Regions from separate parts of the Homo sapiens genome. Here region 1 is linked to region 2. Evidence: chromatin contacts called from ENCODE Hi-C or POLR2A ChIA-PET data. All regions are on one chromosome and are shown on one strand. Each heading gives the region's core, a stretch centred on a gene start or an enhancer-like site at or near the end of the contact. The rest is flanking DNA. Distances are from core to core; before and after follow the strand shown. Region 1 overlaps ITGA6 (integrin subunit alpha 6). Region 2 has its middle 120 kb from the start of DLX2-DT.

The links. Hi-C counts contacts between places; a loop is a spot of excess contacts on that map. ChIA-PET counts read pairs that join two places held with the same protein, here RNA polymerase II (POLR2A). Pooled maps may share reads with other maps.
Region 1: a loop to region 2 is called in a pooled map, with 3 times the contacts of the local background. The contact joins two enhancer-like sites. A Hi-C loop is called at or near these places in 3 of 50 pooled maps. POLR2A ChIA-PET finds 5 or more read pairs at or near these places in 3 of 52 experiments (PC-9, RWPE1 and T-cell).

What each region holds. Positions count from the first base shown.
Region 1 is chr2:172,493,546-172,497,593 of GRCh38, forward strand. All of the region lies in intron 23 of ITGA6 (integrin subunit alpha 6), which reads left to right. PDK1-AS1 (PDK1 and ITGA6 antisense RNA 1) reads right to left here. Exons shown (of 4, transcript NR_199657.1): 2 at 1,830-1,971. Among named protein-coding and RNA genes, the nearest start is that of ITGA6-AS1, 30 kb to the left of the region's middle. Within about 2 kb of position 2,731, at least 3 of the 41 ENCODE cell types and tissues checked have a DNase peak (open chromatin) inside an H3K27ac peak, as active enhancers do.
Region 2 is chr2:172,221,637-172,225,548 of GRCh38, forward strand. No RefSeq gene overlaps it. Among named protein-coding and RNA genes, the nearest start is that of DLX2-DT, 120 kb to the left of the region's middle. Within about 2 kb of position 2,140, at least 2 of the 41 ENCODE cell types and tissues checked have a DNase peak (open chromatin) inside an H3K27ac peak, as active enhancers do.

The sequences.
Region 1 (4,048 bases), core at 1,481-3,980, 270 kb after region 2:
CCAAGGGTAAACATTGTACTCATTTTACAAACAAGGAAGCAGACTCAGAGAGGGGATATAATTTGAGACCCTCAATTGAAACCTGTAATTGTCTGACTTCAGGGCTTCTGTTCTTTGACTCTGTGGCACTTGGTCCCCTTAAAGTCCCCAAATCTCAAATTGAGATAAGAAAACTGAATCCAAGGAAAGGTATCTCCCCGTCAGGGTCACCCGACCAGCAAGTAGAGCTGAGACCAGACCTTGGGTCTGATGTCTCCTCTTCAAGTGCTGTCTTCTTCTGGAAGATGATGGAACTCTGGGGGCCCTGGTGTCCAGTCTGATGACTGGGTCACAAATGAAAGTGAGGTTCTCTTGGGCATTTTATGTTCTTAGAGCTTGGAGAACTCATGCCTCCCAGTGGGAATTGATGTCTTCACAAATTGGTAGATTTGTGAATGGGTTACTGGTCTCATATCTAGAACCCATGTCTTTTGAAAATTGAGACATTTTCTTAACCTCTAGTCTTCTGACACCTTTTCTGTTTTCTGTGATTTCTGACATACAATAGCTCAGATGTCATATCTGCACATTTCTTGAGTAGTTTGAGCTGTAGTTTTTCTGGGCTTGAAGATCTAAGCTTAATTTGGCTTAAAAAAGCAAAAAAACTTTTTTGTTTCTTTATAACCCCACGAATTTCAAGAGTTTTGTGTTCATCTTTTAATAAAACACAGTTAAACTTTGGGAGGCCAAGGCAGGCGGATTGCTTGAGCCCAGGAGTTAGAGACCAGCCTGGGTAACATAGCAAAACCCCATCTCTACAAAAAAATACAGAAATTAGCCAGGTGGGGTGGCACATGCCTGTATTCCCAGCTACCTGGGAGGCTGAGCTGAGAGGATCACCTCAGCTCAGGAAGTCGAGGCTGCAGTGAGCCAAGAGTGTGCCACTACACTCCAGCCAGGACAACAGAGTGAGGCCCTGTCTCAAAACAAACAATAAAAAACACTTCTAAATTAGGATACTATTATAATGAAGTCAGGGAGAGCAGAAGTCACATGATTGAGCCAGGTAAGCCATGCTATATTTTAGCATCAGTTAAATTAAATCCATCTTGTTAATAAACACCCATGAAAGACACATGTATGCCTTCCCTGTGCTAAATGTTAGAGATGCAAAGTTGGGTAAGATACAGTGTCAACTGTTAAGAATGTCATGCTGTAGGAGACAGAACCAGGAAAACACTGTCAAATTAGCCAGGGAAATTGAGGGGGATTGTTTATTGGTTGTATTTATATTGTCCCCATTTATCCCTAAGGAAGCAAGTAGAGAGTATCCAAGCTTCCTGGCTGTCAAAATTTTTTTTAAAATGACCAAAAAAATGCATAATTCTTCAGGGGAATAAGATTTTCCCTTTTGGCTCTAAATTCAGAGAACAACTTAAAATTCAGAGAACAACTTAAGATACGGATCCTTTTATAAGATGGCCTGTTATATGATAAACACCAAGAGTGGATGATGTCCTTAATAGATAATTTTGTAAAAGATACGAAAATCCCTTCATTGGGTGACTTCCTGTACTGAATGAAGTTCAATGAGAACAGTGGGTGGTACATTACAGGGTAATTTAGAGAAGGTATTTTGGCAGTTGACAAGCTAATGTAGTCTCAGCACTGCTCACTGGTAATCGAATTTAATGCATCAACAGAGCTTATATCCCTCTTCCCCTTATGGGCACATGGTGGATGAGTTTCACAGGTGTGCGTCATCCCCATGGAAATAACTACATTGTAATGAAACCAAAGGTAAGAAATTATTTTTGGAGTTGTAAAGCTCTACAGTAGTTTCTACTCACCTGTTCATCAGTAACAGTTGGTGTGACAAGACAGAACAAGGCTTGGAGCTCTGGGAATCACAGCCCACCCTTTGTCTTCCATCTTTGGTCACCTGGCTCTATGGCCAGCTTCCCCTTGTTCTCAATCCCAGCTGGAGAATGACTGTCATACCAGAAACAAAAACAAAAAAAACAAAAACACCTTCAGTTGACAGTTTAAGCAAACAACCAATAAAGTCTTCCTGACTGGCCTCTCGCCCTCCAGAACCACGGAGCACATCTGCCCTTTAAATGTGTAGCCAACCCAGTCCCTGACTTTGGTTCTCAGTCTTTGATGCCCAGTGAGTTAACAATATGTGGAAGTTCTGGTTTGAATGGTGCCAGGCCTGGGGCTTAGAGCTTCAGCTGGATTCCCATCCACCCTGCCACTCCAGGCTGCAAAATCAAAAATTACTTTGCTCAGTTGTTAACAATATTGGATCCCAACCATTTATGGGGGTGGCTTTCCCCTACTGTCAGCTGTTTTAAAGACACTTGTGCACAGTGTCATTATAATAAAGCTGATTCTCCTTGCCGAAGACCAGTTTCCACTCTCCACTTCCAGATTTACTGGAACTTTTTCTTACAAATGAGGATGGCCCTTCCACATGACCATCTTGCCCTGAGGATACACTGTACACCTTCCTTGTGTTAGATAATAGGGCAACAAAGTTAAACAAGATACAGTTTAGGCTAATTGAAATCATCTATTTGGTTTGTTTCATTGTAGTCAGCTTACCAACCACGTAACTATTCTATTGCTTCACTGGTCTGTCCCTGTTTCTTCTTCCCTTCTTTGTAGATGTCCCTGTGCTGAACGCAGTAATCTCTTCCCTGTCAGGGGAGGGAAGGAGAGGGGAAGTGAGCCACGAGGCCACCTTGGGGCTCAGAGCTTGTAGAAAACCTCATTTAGAGCATAACAGGAAACATGGTGGCTGATAAAGGTGTTTTATGCCTGCCTGTTACCATCAGTATAATTGGCTAAATCTCAAGATGTGATTGCTGTCTATTGAATGTTTAAAGAAAAGCAGTTTTGCTGCTTTTAAGTATTTTTTGTAAGTCAGGTGAGGTTGAGAAACTGTTTCCTAGAAGTGGAAAGGGAAGTACTTTGATGAGAGATTTTTTTAAAGAAAAACACCACCGCATAGAAGTATTGAAGCACAGTGTAGACATAGCAGCATCCAGGGTTCAATATGGACATAGAATATTTGACTGAAAACACTTCTCAGAAGTTAAATGCTCCCCCTGAGTTTTGTTTCCCTTTACTTTACATTCTCTTAACTCAGAAATATCAGAAACTTCAAACCAGTGGATCTCTAATCAGTGTAGTTTACAAAATCATGTTCACAATAATCACCAGGTCTTTAGCATGCTTTGAAAAATAGTTCCTGGTATCACAAAAGTTCATTTGCATTCTAAACCCATGTAACTGAGTTGTTGGAATTGCCAGAAGCAGCTTTTTAGGTTTCTGAGTAAACACCATTTCTATTTAATTGATATTTGCAAACTATCCTATGTTTAGAGTTTAAGCTTCTCAGCAGCAGGAGCAACTTAAGCGCTAAGCTGCCTCTGAGTGGGTCCAGGGTCTAGTTTGTTCATATACCTTTTTGTAGAAGATGGCACCAAGCCATTTCAGGAAATGTTATTGTTTATGAGGGTCTTTAGTGTGATATCCTAAGAAAAAGGTAAAATGGTGTCCATCAGTCATGCAGCCCTATCCCTATTTTTGTATTTCACAACATCTTTAAAGTCTGAATGAGGAATGTTGGCTACTTTTGCCTAAACTGGCCCTTTTCTTTCCATTGCTGAATATTAATTAAAAGAAAGTATAGGCCAGGTGAGGTGGCTCATACTTATGATACCCACACTTTGGGAGGTCAAAGCAGGAGGATCACCTGAAGCCAGCACTTTGTGAACAACATAGACCCTGTCTCAACAAAAAAATTTTTAAAAAAATTAGCTGTGAGTGGTGGCATGCGCCTGTAGTCCCAGCTACTTGGGAGGCAGCTGAGGTGGGAGGATCACTTGAGCCTGGGAGGTTGAGGCTGCAGTGACCCATGGTCACACCACTTGCACTCCAACCTGGGCAACAGAGTGAGACCCTGTCTCCAAAAAAAAAAAAAAAAAAGTATGATTGTTCTCAAAAAGATACCAGGTTAGATAGATAGAACAGACTGGCTGTTAGATCTATTTAACTGGGT
Region 2 (3,912 bases), core at 890-3,389:
CTAAGCCCGATGGTACCAGGATTTCTCTTTTATTTTGCTCTGAGCTGTCCAAATGGCCTTAAATATGTTTGATGTTCTAATCTATAGGAGAGTTATGGGTATTCTTGCTGAGTAGTACATTTCTTTAATATTCCTGAACCATAATATATGTCTGTATGTTAGAGGCCTGCCAGCCAGCCTCTCAATGTGACTTACCTTCTGTGCGGTTTTGTGAAAAGTTGACCTGGATTTTGCTTAGATGGCTTTAGAAATGGAATCCATCAAAAATATATTTCTTCCTATCTCTCTCTTTCTAAATTGCTGTTTGATCTTGTTGTAGTCTGCTAAATCTTGGCACTTGCTTCAAGTTGCACATCACCCTTTTTACATGGTTTGACAGATATAACCAACTTTCATTTGAAATACATACAATATATCAAATATTACTGGTTATATAGAATATTGGTTATATAATACATACAATATATCAAACATTATTGGTTATATATAACACCATTGCACATATGTAGCTCATTTTTTAAATTTAGTGCATCAACATAAAAAGGAATGAATTAATGGCATTTGCAGTGATCTGGATGAGATTGGAGACTATTATTCTAAGTGAAGTAACTCAGGAATGGAAAACCAAACATCTTATGTTCTCACTGATATGTGGGAGCTAAGCTATGAGGACGCAAAGGCATAAGAAGGATACAGTGGACTTTGGGGACTTGGGAAGCATGGGAGGGGGGCGAGGGATAAAAGACTACCAATATGGTGCAGTGTATACTGCTTGGGTGATGGGTGCACCAAAATCTCACAAATCACCACTAAAGAACTTACTCGTGTATCCAGGCCGTGCGCGGTGGCTCATGCCTGTAATCCCAGAACTTTGGGAGGCCAAGGCGGGTGGATCACTTGAAGTCAGGAGTTCGAGATCAGCCTGGCCAACATGGCAAAACCCTGTCTCTACTAAAAATACAATAATTGGCTGGGTGGTGCTTGCCTGTGGTTCCAGCTATTTGGGAGGCTGAGGCAGGTGGATCATTTGAACCCGGAAGGCAGAGATTGCAGTGAGCCAAGAGCGTGCCACTGCACTCCAGCCTGGGCAACAGAGCGAGACTCTGTCTCAAAAAAAAAAAAAAAAGAAAAAAGAAAAAAAGAACTTAAGTAACCAAATACCACCTGTACCCCCAATAACCTGTGGAAAAATAAAAAATAAATAAATTTAGTGCATCAAAAGTTTATCCATTCATTTGCAAAAATGCCATCTTTACCCATCAATTCCCACCGAATGATACACAGCTGACCCAAATTATTTAAATGAAAGTGTCTTTGATCTGTTAAAAAAGCATAAGAACCAAAGCTCCATTTCAAAGCTGCAGTAAGACCTAGTTTGTCAGACAGAACTAAAGATTCAAGGCCAAGGGTTGTGTTAGGGATGATAGGATTGTATGTTCTCTTTACAAAAACAGAAATTAGCCAGGGCACAGTGGCTCACACCTGTAACCCCAACATTATGTGAGGCCAAGGTGAGAGGATTGCTTGAGGCCAGGAGTTTGAGACTAGCTTAGGCAACATAGTGAGACCCTGTCTCTGTAAAAAATTTAATAATTAGCCAGACATGGTGGTGGGCACCTGTAGTCCTAGCTACTTGGGAGGTTGAGGCGGGAGGATTGCTTGAGTCCAGGAGTTTGAGGTTGCAGTGAATTATGATCATGCCACTGCACTCCAGCCTGGGCGACAGGGCGAGACCCTGTCTCTGAAAGAAAAAAAAAAAAAGAAAAGAAAAAAAAGACACTGGACATCATAATTGACCAGAATGGGGCTAAATATTTGCCCTCCTTTTGCTATAGCTACTCACTTGGGAAAAACTGATTTCATTAGGCAGAATTTCCCCAGGCTCTGTACTTTCTTCAGATAGCCTTGGTATGTTAGGAAATGTTTGCATTTACCAGAGACTAAATGGCTGTTTTTTCTCTAAAACTTGTAACATTTCCTTCAAAAGGTGAATGCAAGACAACCAGCCCCTCCCTGCAATTTGCTGAGCTAGTGTACTGGTAATATGGGCCAAAGACTGTGATCTCTTCCTAGAAACACCTGGCTGGTTACAGACACACAGGAAGAAAAATTGGGTAAACACAACCAGCTTTCCGTCAAGTTCTGGTGGGGGCTACCCTCACCACTTCGACTGAGAAGACACAGTTTCCTCCCAGAAAGTTCTTGGGGGTAGAGGAGTGAGTATCCTGGACCTTGGAACCATTGGCTACCTCGTGCCTCTCTTACCTGCGCCCTTAAGAAACGTTTCTGTTCCATTTCTGGTTCCTTTTGGAGGAATGCCATGGTTTTAATGCTAATGACTCAGCAAACATTAGTTCTTTTCCTTAGTTATGGATGCTTTTGCTCCTTTTAATTTCTAATCTTATTTCCCAAAGATTTTCCCCACCTCAGCCCACCACCACAGCAGGAATAACTTTATTTAGAAAAAATATTGGGGCCGGGCACGGTGGCTCACGCCTGTAATCCCAGCACGTTGGAAGGCCGAGGTGGGCGGATCATGAGGTCAGCAGTTCGAGACCAGCCTGGCCAACATAGTGAAACCTCGTCTCTACTAAAAATACAAAAAAATTAGCCGGGCATGGTGGTAGGTGCCTGTAGTCCCAGCTACTTGGGAGGCTGTGGCAGGAGAATTGCTTGAAGTCGGGAGGCGGAGATTGCAGTGAGCTGAGACCGCACCATTGCAGTCTAGCCTGGGTGACAGAGAAAGACTCAGTCTCAAAAAAAAAAAAAAAAAAAAAAGAAAAACTATTGGGTATTTTCTAAATGAGTAAGATCTACTTTACATCTTCAAACCTTCACTGTCAGCGGACCTTGTCTTCCAGTTACCAAGAGTGAGGCCACCTAACCTGATGGCCTTCTTTCTACCCACCTGAAAATCTCTGTTTTTACCCATTTCCTCTCCCCTCCTCATATCTGAGGAGTAGAAGTGTCCGTCTTCTTTACATAGTTAATATTTTCCTCTGTATCTTCTGTCACCTCCCACCACGCCTCTTTTGGACCTTGCAGAGTCCCTTTTCTCTGTATCTTTAGTCTGGTGTTTTCATTCTTTCCTTCTCCACTGAGTCCTCATCTTACACACAAGTTCCAGCTTCCAACTTTTATATTTTTTAATATTTTTTTCGAGGCAAGGTCTGTCTTTGTCACCCAGGCTGGAGGGCAGTGGCATGATCACAGGTCACTGTAGCTTTGACCTCCCAGGCTCAAGTGATTCTCCCACCTCAGCCTCCGGAGTAGCTAGGACCACAGGCCTGTGCCACCATGCCTGGGTAATTTATTTTTACTTTCTGTAGAGACAGGGTCTCCTTGTGTTGCCCAGGCTGGTCTCAAACTTCTGGGCTCAAGTGATCCTCCTGCCTCAGCCTCCCAAAGTGCTGAGATTACAGGTGTGAGCCACTGCATCTGGCCAGCTTTCACATTTTAAGGAAGTCACCTGCTCCACTGTTGCTGCCCTTTCAAGCTACTCCCCTTCCCTTCATTGCTAGTCTTCTCCCTGTGTTATCTGGAACATCCCATCCTTCCAGACCCTGCTCAATTGCTCAAAAGCCTCCAGGTGGGAAGGACCTTGTGCTGCTGCTCTCTGCTCCCTCTTTACCAAAATCTCTCTTCCTCCATAGGAAAAACTCATCCTCAAGACAGCCTCCCCATCCCCCAGTCCTTATGACAGTGTGCTAAATCCGAGAGGAAAAACCCAAGGTCAAGTTTTCCCTTAGTAGAGCCACCAATGGGAACAGTAATCTGTCTGATCCCTGCATTGGTTGACCTGTTCAATTTAGGCATCTTCCAAGGACAGATGCTAGTTGGAGATGAGGTTGGTGAATAATTAAATCTGAAATTACATTAAGAAAAGAAACAGTTCCTCCTTTAGCAAGGAAT